4 separate regions of the Homo sapiens genome follow, and all the other regions are linked to region 4. Evidence: chromatin contacts called from ENCODE Hi-C or POLR2A ChIA-PET data. All regions are on one chromosome and are shown on one strand. Each heading gives the region's core, a stretch centred on a gene start or an enhancer-like site at or near the end of the contact. The rest is flanking DNA. Distances are from core to core; before and after follow the strand shown.

Region 1 (2,700 bases), core at 134-2,633, 940 kb before region 4:
AAAACAAAAACAAAACAAAACAAAACAAAAATTAAAAACCCTCAATGGAGAAATATATAAATATTTACAAAGGCTTCTCTTCTATCTACAATACCTTTGTGCAAGATATATCATCTTAAAATCTTGCAATTTGATTGCAGTTGAAATTAATGGTGCAAGAGGTTTTCTTTTTTGTTTGCTTTTTTCTTCATAACGGAAGTGTAATCTCCTTGCAAAGCTTGTGAGCATGCATCCTAAATTGTGAACTTCATCTGCCATGGAAGGGAAAACCTTGACCCAATACCATTGGGATCTAAAAGTGTGATTCCTAGGATTCTGAGCATACTACACGAGATTTAAGGCCCCTTTCAGACTCTGCATTAATGCTTGTTCAGTAGTGATAAATAACATTGATTGGTATTGAGACCAGATTAATAACAGAAGGCAGCTAAAAGGTATTCCCTCTTAGCCTAATTTCCCAAAGGGCATCACTCAGCTGCATTAGTGGGGCGAGGCTCTTCCTTCTCTAAGTGGTGTCTTTAGAAGCTTGAGGGATTATTGCTCAGGGGAAAATGGCTCAATCTGCGGGATTCTTTTTCTTTTTGAGATGGAGTTTTGCTCTTGTTGCCCAGGCTGGAGTGCAATGGCACAATCTCGGCTCACCACAGCCTTCGCCTCCTGGGTTCAAGAGATTCTCCTGTCTCAGCCTCCTGAGTAGCTGGGATTACAGGTGTGCACCACCACGCCCAGCTAATTTTGTATTTTTAGTAGAGATGGGGTTTCTCCATGTTGGTTAGGCTGGTCTCGAACTCCCGACCTCAGGTGATCCACCCGCCTCAGCCTCCCAAAGTGCTGAGAGGGATTCTTAAGAGCAGCTGAGAAAGGGCCCTGCACTTCAGCTGGCTCCAGTTTGTCATCCTTTGTCTGGTATCTTCAGACAAGACATTGCAATAAGAAAAAATAAATACAGTGTGAGAAATCAAATGGTTTTTGTCAAAGTGTAAAAGGGACTGCATCTGACTAACACTGGAGTTGGACAGAAGCCATAAAGGATGTTTTGTGTGAATGTTTCCGGCTGCAAAATCTACCTGACTGTTGCACTGAAACCACAACTATCTATCACATGCTTGTGAGAAACCCCCAGGAGCTTCCTGTTTCGTGTGGGTCGTGAGAAGATTGCACAGCACAGTACAGCTTTCATTGTCTTTGAGCTAATCTTAAGCTAGGAGAAGGAAGGAGAATTCACATTTTGTATGTTTAGTTATTTGTGAAGTCTTTACACCCATAAATCGATTATGTATAAATTAGTATACAGATTCACTACCATGGAGAGGATACTGTGTACATCTGAGGATACTGTGTACATATGGTTGAGTCACTTCACCTAGGCCTTGGGGAGGAGTTGGGGCATCTCCAGGGTAAAGTAATGTGGTTTAGCACGGGGACTTCCAAGGAAGCATCAGTATGAGATAGGGGAACATGGCTGACCAACGGCAAGATGATGCCCCATGATGGAGCAGATGGGATTGGCGTGGGAGGGGTAGTTTGTGAGACCAGAAGACTTGCAATCTCTCCTGCTGAGACCAATACCAACCAAAGAATAATTAGAGAGCATGGAGGACAACATGATCTCATGTGAATCTCACATCATACCTTACAAGTTAACTCTGTGTATCGCCTAAGGAACGGCTGAAGCTTCTTTTCTTGTAAATGACAATAGACACATATCCAGTGCCATTAAGGACAGCATCTGGTCACCCAGTGGCCAATAATGTCAAAGTTCTGATCACAAGGTGAGCAGTTTCCTGAAGATAGAAGAGTACGATGGCCACAGCCATGGGTTCCAACATAGCCACTCTCTGGGGCCACCAGACACCCTCCTCACACTCCGCAGAGTTTGCTTAAATGTGCTCTGAGCTGGATGCATTTGCTAAAGGTTTGTCTCTTCCCCTTTGTTAACCCAAGAAAACAGAAGGACGTCTCAGCTAGACCCCAGCCGCTGCCACCCCATCTCTTCTCCAACTCTGCTCCGGCAGCTGGCGTTTCCTGTGTTCTCTCAGTGGGTTAAGAGAATGGTGGTGGCACATTGTCCCTTAATTAGACTGCAAGAGCAGCCATCTCCTGCTCAACTTGCCTGGGCAATCTTTTTATTCATCATACCTGAAAGTAACAGTAGTGGCTTTTTGTATGGCATATGTTATATGTAATCATGATGACCTTCTTATAAGCAGAAGAGTGGAAAAAATACAGGAGGAACTTAGAACTGACATTCTCACTTCCATCATGTGGATTAGACTATTAGCATGTTGCTGTGCCCCCATTTCATGTTATTAATTAATTAATTAGGGATCAGGTTGGGCGTGGTAGCTCACATTTGTAATCCCAACATTTTGAGAGACCAAGGCAGGAGGATCACTTGAGCCCAGGAGTTCAAGACAGCCGGGGCAACATAGCTAGATGCCACTGTTTCCATAAAAAATAAAAAATAAATTCAGGCATGGTGGTATGTGCTTGTGGTCCCAGCTACTTGGGAGGCTGAGGTGGGAGGATTGCTTGAACCTGGGAGGTCAAGGCTGTAGTGAGCTGTGATCGCACCACTGTACTCCAGCCTGGGCAACAGAGCAAGACCCCGTCACAAAACACACAAAAAAGGATCAGCAAGCTTAGGTGAAATATTATTTTCGTAAGTGAATTTTTCATTATGAAAAGTTCAATAAATTT
Region 2 (2,700 bases), core at 61-2,560, 640 kb after region 4:
CAGAACCCTTGAAAATTATCAGCCCGATCCTTTTATATCCCAAGTGGGAGTGTGAGACCCCAAATCGTGAGATAATGTGCCCAAATTTGCAATGTGAGCCAGTGGCAAAGCTGAGGTCCACATTTTTGGCATCTTCTCATGGCTCTCTCTAACACAGCCTTGCTGCTTTCTCTTACTTTAGATAGTCATACTGGATTGATTTCCGCCAAGGGGCTGAGATTGATCTAAACTTTCTGAAGCAGATGTATGCAACTGATATGTTAGAAACTGAGGCACTCAATGAGCCCAACCAAAATATTTTCACACTTACACTTTATCTTTTAAGCATTCTGTACACTTCCATATTGAAAAATAATAATGCTATCTGATGGCATGGCCTTTTATTTCTTCAAAGAGCTTACACATCTACTTATGTCATTTTACTCAAGAGGCAGTAGGATTTCTTTTTAATCATTACAGACTCCTGTAGGCTAGTATCTATTGCAAATAGGTATTTAACTATTAATGGGTGATTTGTGCTTCTGGTTTTTTTGTTAAAGAGAAAGGAATGGAGCTGACTTGTATCAAAATGCTGCTCAACTATAGGAAGTGGATACAGTAGAGACATAATCTTTGGTAATTTATAACTAACAAAAAGTGAGATCAACAGCCCAGCCAGAAGCTTTTGAACCACATTAATTACAAACCTTTGACTGACCTGTAGCTCCTTTTCTTGTTTTCTCCTCCCCACATGGAACCTGGAGCGTGGTGGATGCCTGGAATTTTTCCATTTCAGTTTCACTTTGAATAGTATGAAACAGTAGGTAGCTGATTAACTTCAAGAGCTTTAGGTTAGAACACACTAGGCTTGAGCGCCCAGAGTGCCATGCCAAGAAGGGAAGGTGTCTGGCAAGTTGGCTCCTATCGAGACATCCTTGATGATCTGCAGCCTCCACTGTGAGCTCACATTAAAGTACAGAGCTGACACTAAATCAGTCCACAAGCCAGAGTCTGGGTCGGAAAGCTTCTCGGCTACCACTGACTCTACCATTCAATTGAAATTCATATTTCACACTATACTCTCATATATTAAATACTCTATGGCCCTCCACTAAAGGAATCCCTGTTCTCATCCCCAGGATGTAGCATCACAGTGCTCAGAGGGTTCAGGTGCATTGGTGGAGAAGTTCAGCACCAGAAGGGGCCTCTTTGTATCCTGGAGTTATCACAAGATTCTAGGTATTCTGAGGAAATGATTTCTCCATCACTGCAACTTGAACTGGGCTTCTAAGACTGCCTCTATTTTGTACTCCAGAATCACCCATTCCCTACATATCTTACCCACTGTTCATCTCAGGAGTACATCATCCATAATTGTTATGAGATGATGACGCATCTGCACATAGTCACTTAACACAGGTACACCCACTCACTCTGGTAAGGTTCTGAGTTTGAGAAATGGTCAGGGGTGAAAGGTTTGGCCACTGCTTCCTTCCTGATTTGGCTCCTCATCCCACTATAGGAGGCATAGGCAACTTGGAAATCATAAACCAACAAGCTCAGTCCAGGGAGTGGAGACCTGTCAGCTCTTCCATATTCCTCTACCCATCACTATAAACCTTACCCACCATTCCAAGGCCTTTCCAAATAACAGTTATTAAACTTCCCTCTTTTATTTCCTTGCTTGTAAGTATGAATTTTGAACCTGGGTTAGGGTAGGGAGTAAATGCACAAATAGTATACAAGTAGTCGAGGCACTAATTGCTGACTGAGAAAACAAATGAAGATTGCGGTTATCTGCCATCTATGAACACTTATCTTCACAGTATGTCCATGGCTGCAGGTGTGACAGTGCTACTGTTGTTTCTTGCTTGCCAGTCCCACTGCATGTACCTTCTCACCTCTTTTCCACATCAGATGTTGTCATCTGGTGTAAGCACAGTCTGTGAGTAATTCTTCTGACTCATCGCCAGAGAGGGAGGTTCCCACAGGGGTCAGTGAGGCAGAAAAGCACAGAATTTGGAGTCAAGCCAGATTTAATGCAAATCGCAGCTCAACTATTCTTTTGCTGTGTGATCTTGGTAAAGTTAATGAGTGAACTCAGCTTCCTTATCCTTATAATGGAGATAACTCATAGAATGGTGGTGGTGTAAGCTTTTTGTTGATGATAGTGGTGGTGGTGATTTTGTTCTGTTTTCTTTTTGTAACAGCATATATCAGTCCCCATGATATACAGGAGTGCTCACTGCAATGAAGTTCCATTTATGTGAACTTAGATTATGTGAATTTAAAGCAAAGCAATATAAAAATACTAACAAAGTCTTAGTCCATGCACAAAACATCAAATACAAGATATTTTACTTTACATTATTCCTGTGGGGAAAACTGCCTTGAATTATGCAAGTTTTGAATTATGCAGTGTCTTCAGGGGCTCATCCCTTACAAGCCAATGTGTCTGAGAATCTACAATCTGCCAAATGAGTGTTAAGTTTTATATAAAGTATCTTATTCAATCCTTCAATGACCCCATGAAACTGGAATGTGTGGGCCCCTACTTTGATATGAAGAAATCAAGATTCAAAAAGGTTAAGTAATTTTTCCAAATTCATTGGTCATTCACCTAGGATTCAAATCCAAGTTGGTCTAGCTTCAAAAATATTCATTATTTTTCCTTTTTTTTCTTTCTTCCATATCTTCATAGTCTCCCAGTTTTTCTCTTCT
Region 3 (2,700 bases), core at 108-2,607, 780 kb before region 4:
TGGCACAAGTCATGGGATATTACTTTCAAGATTAAGTTCTAAAGAATGTTATTTCAGCTGTGCTTTCTCTCTGACTCTTCTCATTTGTTCTCTCTGGTGAAGCAGGCCATCATATTGGGAACTGCTCTACAGAAAGGCTCATGCAGCAAGAAACAGAGGGTGTCTTCTGGCCAATAGCTAGCTAGGAATGGAGCCCTCAGTCCAACAGGCTTTGAGGAAGCGAATCCTGCCCACAACCACTTGCATGAACTTGGAAGTGTCTTCTCCCCCAGCTTAGCCTTGAGATGATTATAGCCCCTGCTCAACACCTTGATTCCAGCCTTGATTCCGTACAGACCTTAAGAGACCTGAGCCAGAGGACCCAGCTAAGCCACTCCCAGATTCCTGTCCCATAGAAACTGTGAGGTAATAAATATTGTTGTTTGAAGTTGTTATATTTTAGGATTATTTGTTATGCAGCAATAGGTGACTGATATACACACTAAAGTCATTCCACTCTTAGGTCAGTGGTATAATATTATGTCATCGAGTGCAGCAAAACACAGCTGTGAGGGCAAAGTGTTAAACTTGAACTCTAGTCCCTAATGGGTAGAGAGGCACCCTGAGGTAGGGGGAAAGCAACCAACCATGACACACAGAAGTGAAGGCTACTGAGAAATGAAAGAGAATCAACCTGTAGCATGGAAATGGGAAGTTCATTATTTCCAGCAAGAAAACAAAACGATGCAAACTGGGCACGATAGGGGTGGGCAGAAGTAAGCAGAAGAACAAAGAGTGGTGGTAAGAATATCAGGTGGAGTTTCCACTGCAGTAGGGAAGGGGCACTGGAAAGAAAAAGATCTAGTGTTCTAGGAGCACTGGGGATTCATGGAATAAAATGGTGATTGTGGTTTCAGATTAAACCAAACCATTTCCTATACAGCAGAGAAAGACACTCTCCTGTCTTCACTCCCCACTCCACCTCCGCCAGTTTCCTTTCCCTAAAGTGAGATTTTAGAAATACATACTTACAGGCAGTAAAACCAGGGAATTTGTAAAACTTTTAAGCTTGATTGTAGTCTAGACATAATATGTGTTATGTTTTTTTAAAATCAGGCTTGTATTAGGGTCAAATGATATGTGTAGTCCATAGATTAGGTATTCAAGGATAATACAAATGAAATATTCTAGGCAGTCATTACACTCATTAGACACTTGCCACTCAAAGTGTGCTCCATAGCTTTCTTCCTTAAATCTACACTCAACATACTTCACCAGCCAGGCTAGAGGATGCAACTCTATGATTATTTTAAGTTTACTTCATAATCTTGCGATTTCACCTGAAGCAAAGATACCAGCTTTTCTCTCAACAGCCAAATCTCCCACACTCTCATTTTCGATAGTCACAGCAGGAGTTTGAGTTTCTCTTTCTAGAAGGATCTCTGGCTGGGACTTGCTGTTCCTGTACAGCTTTTAGAACCTCATGCATGCACTTCTATTTAAAAGTTGTCTGTCTACAAATGCTTAAGAGAGCAGACAATCTGGTTTATCCTTCCCTTTTAGGTAGTTTGTGCTGGAAAGAAATTTCTATGTTTTTGTGACAAGAGGAGACAAGACCCTACAAAAAGAAGGCATGATAGAAGATAGGTTGGGAACAAGGTCAGTATTCAGCTCGTAAGCACCAGCATGTCTGACTGGATGATAAAATATTGAAGTACAGGACTTCAGTGCCGGTTAGGCAATGAACACTGCCCTGAGCCACCTGGGGGCCCCCTCTGCATGACTCAGCATGCATGGCCTAGCAGGGTTCTTCAGGACAGCTTAACTCAAGGGCCATGATATTCTATGTGTTCTCATTTTGTGTCCCACACTTGGTGAATCCTGGAGTAGTTTATGCTTAGGAGTCAAAAGACCCGGGTTTTATCTGGCTCCACTGTTTGCACACCTCATCACAAGGTCTTAGTTTCTTCACCTACAAAACATAAAGTAACTGTTAAATCAACTGTTTCTAAAGTGTCTTGTGCCATAACAATAAAAGCTACTGTAGCTTTTGAGTTTCTTGTCCAGTTATAATAATGGGCTCTCACATCTTCTATCTGCTAAGGTGCTTTCTTGTCCCTTAGGCCTATGGAGTTGCCCAGAAAATTCAGCTATAGTTTTGTAGCTAGCATAGAGGATTGGGAGGTTGAGGCTTCCTCTTCAGGGGTGGTTGTGGTTGTGGTTGTTGTAGGGATGTTTAACTCTTTGTCACACATCTCATTTTGGAAATACATTTTCAAACATGCTGCACATTTGCCCATCTTCTCAAAGAAGGTGTCAAGCATTGTTTCATCTGCTGTGTCTCAAGGCACACATCATGATCATCAAACATTGCCGTCTTTCCCTGGTGTTGGTCTCCGTTTAGGATTGCGAGACAAAATGAGTATGTCCAAAGCATACTTAGTTAAAAATTATTCACTATTTATGTGAAATTCAAACTTAACTGGGTTTCCTGCTAAATCAAGCTAGTCTAAGTCTCCGCTAGCCTCTTCCATTTCTAATGTGTTGCCTCTAATCTGTGGCAGGGTGGGGTTGAAAATGGAGCTCGAAATTATAGAGTTGCCAAGAGTATAAAGTTCTCAATTCTTTTCCATTTACACTCACTTCTCTATAGCTTCAAATATTATCTGTCTTCTTACCAAACCTATTTTCCCAACTCCTCTCCCCTGAGTTCTAGGACTC
Region 4 (2,700 bases), core at 158-2,657:
TCCGTGGCTGAATTTCCTCTTGTAGAGAAGTTGTTCAAAAAAAGTTCTGTACCTACTTTGCAAACTCTCCAATTTACACTCTAGCCTTAACTGTTCAAAACTTTCCCCCGTCATTCTCATCTCACCCTATCCTTTAAAAAAAAACCCAAAATGATTAATCACCATCTATAGAACAGTTTCAGAATGAACATTTCTCTCTGGAACTTTAGTTTGTATACTTCCCCAGCACAGCAATGAACACACAGAGGGGATTTATACACCTGTGAACTTGCTTTCAGTTATGCTTATTCCAAGTTACTAACCAGCAGTCTTTAAAAATATATGGTTTCTGTTCACATTGAAATTACAAAGAGACTGTTATTCCGATAAATTATGCTAGCAAAAATAGTATTTTTAAAGGGTAGCTCTCATCCTACAATTCATGGGGGCTGTGAGCATAAATAATCCTAGAAGTGTTGCGTTACTAATCTTTAGTCTAGATTTTTTAAGTAATATTGTTCTGATTTGAGATGAAGAACAGCTGAATACACAGCCTAGCCTGTCAAACGAGTTTAAAAACATCATTCCTGAAAAAAATAAAATTGTTCAGAACCATCTGATCTGTACTAAGGGAACATCAAGATTTCAGAGCTAAAATGCACTTCGTTGGCCACTGGTTCAATTACAGCTCATTACTGATAAGTGGGCAGAGACACAAGGCCCATAAACTGTAGGCGCCAGATGTCTCAAGATAACTCCCACCAAAAGCTGACCTCCTGCAGAGGTTAAAGTGCAAGAGAAAAGAAAGAAACCCGAATTTTTGAGCAGAGAGGGCAATATCCTAGACATCCTTCAAGTATGTGGCTGTCCTGGGCGATCTTCTATTCAGATACTGGACTGGATGGGCAAAATCCGAATTCACCTACAGACCTTAACACGGTGGTTCTCGGCACCCCAGAATCACCTGGGCAGCTTTAAAAACTACCGATGCCAGGGCCCCACTATTAGAGATTCTGATTTCATTGGTCCGGGATGGGGGCCCGGGGATCAGAATTCTTAAAGAGTCGTCCAGTGATTCGGAAGCACTGCAGAGCTGAGAGCCTCTGGGACTGGTCCCCTCTCACAATTAACCTGCAATGATTTAGGAATCTCATGGGCCTCCGGCCCCACCTTTTGTCGCGGGATTAAGATAATTATGAGAGCAACGTGACGTCCAAGACCTCGGCTCTCTGCGCATCAGAAGAAGCCAGGGCCCGGGGCGTCTAAGCTCCTCCCTCACTCCCCAAAGGAAACCCAGCCGTCCCCGAAGTCACCTCGTGGGCGCGCAGCTTGCGGATCCTGGGCGTTGGCCGCGCAGGGGCCTAGTTTTCCTTGGAGAGACAGAGGGGGAGTGGGGGACGCGAGGGAGGCGGCTGTTGCCGGGGCGACTGGAAGCGCGCTTCCGGTGCGGAACACGTGGCGTGGCGCGGCGCGCCGGAAGTCCCCCCCTGTGTCGCGGACGTCACGTTCGCACCGCAGGCGGTGCAGTGCTGGAGGCCGGAAGCTGCCTGCTAATCGGCTACCCCGAGTGGAGCGCCGGGGCGGCAGGCGTGGGATGGCTGCGGGTGGCGGGGCCGGCGGAGAGGGAGCTGCACCGGGCGGGGCACTGGGACTGTGGCGGGCACCCGCGCCGGGGGTCGGACGGTGCTTCTGCACCGGCGAGATAAGGGTCGCTTCTGCACCGCCCGGGTTTCCAGCCTTTAACTTTTTGTCCTTTCCTCAGCTTTCTTCGTTTTCCTTCCCTTGTCTTTACTTAGCCTTTTCTTTCTTCCTTTCTGTTTTCTTTCTTAACTAAAACAGTTTTAGTTTCTTAATTTGTCCCAGCGTAAAACACCCAGTCTTTGAAAATAGATTAACCCAGATCTCAGTTTGAGTGCGAGTCCAGTGCTAAGTTTGTAACTTCCCCAAGCCTCGTGTGTCTCATCTATAAGATATGCATAACCTAATGCAGAGTGCCTGATGCATTGCAGCAGACAAAACATTAGTACTAATATGTTTGTAATTATAACCATCACAGCAATACCTGCCCTGTTAACATTACAAGAGTCATTAACAAGAACCAAGCATAAACAATTAGAAGTCTTACGTGACATATCATTTCTGGGGCAATTACCATATTTAATACTTTCTGGGAATTTATTCCAAGGAAAAACAGGTACGAACCAGATAGATGTTTATTACAGAATTATTTTAAAAAGTGAAAATTGGAAAAGACCTAAATGCCCAACAAGGAAATGGCTAAGTCAATTGGGTGGTATTAATGACGTGACATTACTGTATTATTCCTGGACTACAGAAGAATTAAAATGGTATAGAAGAATATTAACTTTAACAAATATTTACTGGATGCCGGCTATGTGCCAAGTATTCTATGTTAGCGCTGTCCATTGTAACCACTACATGTGGCCCTGAGAACCTGAATTGTAGTAGTCTGAACTGAGATACACTGTAAGGGTAAATTACACTCTAGATTTTGAAGAAGAATGAGAAAAAGAATGTAAAATACCTCAATTTCTTTATAGTGATAACATCTTAGAGAAGGACTATTGAGGTTAAAGACTAAAATTTGATCTTTATCTTTTTACTTTATTAGTGTGGCTACTAGAACATTTAAAATTATATATGTGGCATGCATTGCATTTCTATTGTACCGTGGTATTCTATTTACCGGATACACAGTAG

Evidence for each region. A loop is a pair of places that touch in the nucleus more often than their neighbours do. ChIA-PET counts read pairs that join two places held with the same protein, here RNA polymerase II (POLR2A). Pooled maps may share reads with other maps.
Region 1: a loop to region 4 is called in a map of CD8-positive, alpha-beta T cell, with 8 times the contacts of the local background. The contact joins the enhancer-like site here to the promoter of GEMIN8 in region 4. A Hi-C loop is called at or near these places in 4 of 168 maps with a recorded cell type or tissue (CD4-positive, alpha-beta memory T cell, CD8-positive, alpha-beta T cell and naive thymus-derived CD4-positive, alpha-beta T cell), 16 of 37 single-sample maps with no recorded cell type and 16 of 50 pooled maps. POLR2A ChIA-PET finds 5 or more read pairs at or near these places in 3 of 52 experiments (T-cell, activated CD4-positive, alpha-beta T cell and naive thymus-derived CD4-positive, alpha-beta T cell).
Region 2: a loop to region 4 is called in a map with no recorded cell type, with 29 times the contacts of the local background. The contact joins the enhancer-like site here to the promoter of GEMIN8 in region 4. A Hi-C loop is called at or near these places in 5 of 37 single-sample maps with no recorded cell type and 4 of 50 pooled maps.
Region 3: a loop to region 4 is called in a map of naive thymus-derived CD4-positive, alpha-beta T cell, with 5 times the contacts of the local background. The contact joins the enhancer-like site here to the promoter of GEMIN8 in region 4. A Hi-C loop is called at or near these places in 1 of 168 maps with a recorded cell type or tissue (naive thymus-derived CD4-positive, alpha-beta T cell), 11 of 37 single-sample maps with no recorded cell type and 8 of 50 pooled maps.

Annotation. Positions count from the first base shown.
Region 1 is chrX:13,086,353-13,089,052 of GRCh38, forward strand. The region is part of intron 3 of LOC105373133 (a long non-coding RNA gene); the gene reads left to right. Among named protein-coding and RNA genes, the nearest start is that of FAM9C, 43 kb to the left of the region's middle. RefSeq lists enhancers at 1,003-1,222, 1,293-1,452. Within about 2 kb of position 1,384, at least 12 of the 41 ENCODE cell types and tissues checked have a DNase peak (open chromatin) inside an H3K27ac peak, as active enhancers do; they include CD8-positive, alpha-beta T cell, where a contact is called at or near this core.
Region 2 is chrX:14,672,046-14,674,745 of GRCh38, forward strand. All of the region lies in intron 7 of GLRA2 (glycine receptor alpha 2), which reads left to right. Among named protein-coding and RNA genes, the nearest start is that of GLRA2, 140 kb to the left of the region's middle. RefSeq lists enhancers at 1,139-2,338, 1,782-2,076. Within about 2 kb of position 1,311, at least 2 of the 41 ENCODE cell types and tissues checked have a DNase peak (open chromatin) inside an H3K27ac peak, as active enhancers do.
Region 3 is chrX:13,252,879-13,255,578 of GRCh38, forward strand. No RefSeq gene overlaps it. Among named protein-coding and RNA genes, the nearest start is that of LINC02154, 49 kb to the right of the region's middle. RefSeq lists an enhancer at 1,435-1,554. Within about 2 kb of position 1,358, at least 3 of the 41 ENCODE cell types and tissues checked have a DNase peak (open chromatin) inside an H3K27ac peak, as active enhancers do.
Region 4 is chrX:14,028,485-14,031,184 of GRCh38, forward strand. GEMIN8 (gem nuclear organelle associated protein 8) reads right to left here and starts at 1,408. Exons shown (of 5, transcript NM_001042479.2): 1 at 1,293-1,408. RefSeq lists enhancers at 997-1,497, 1,498-1,998 and silencers at 1,375-1,574, 1,609-1,748.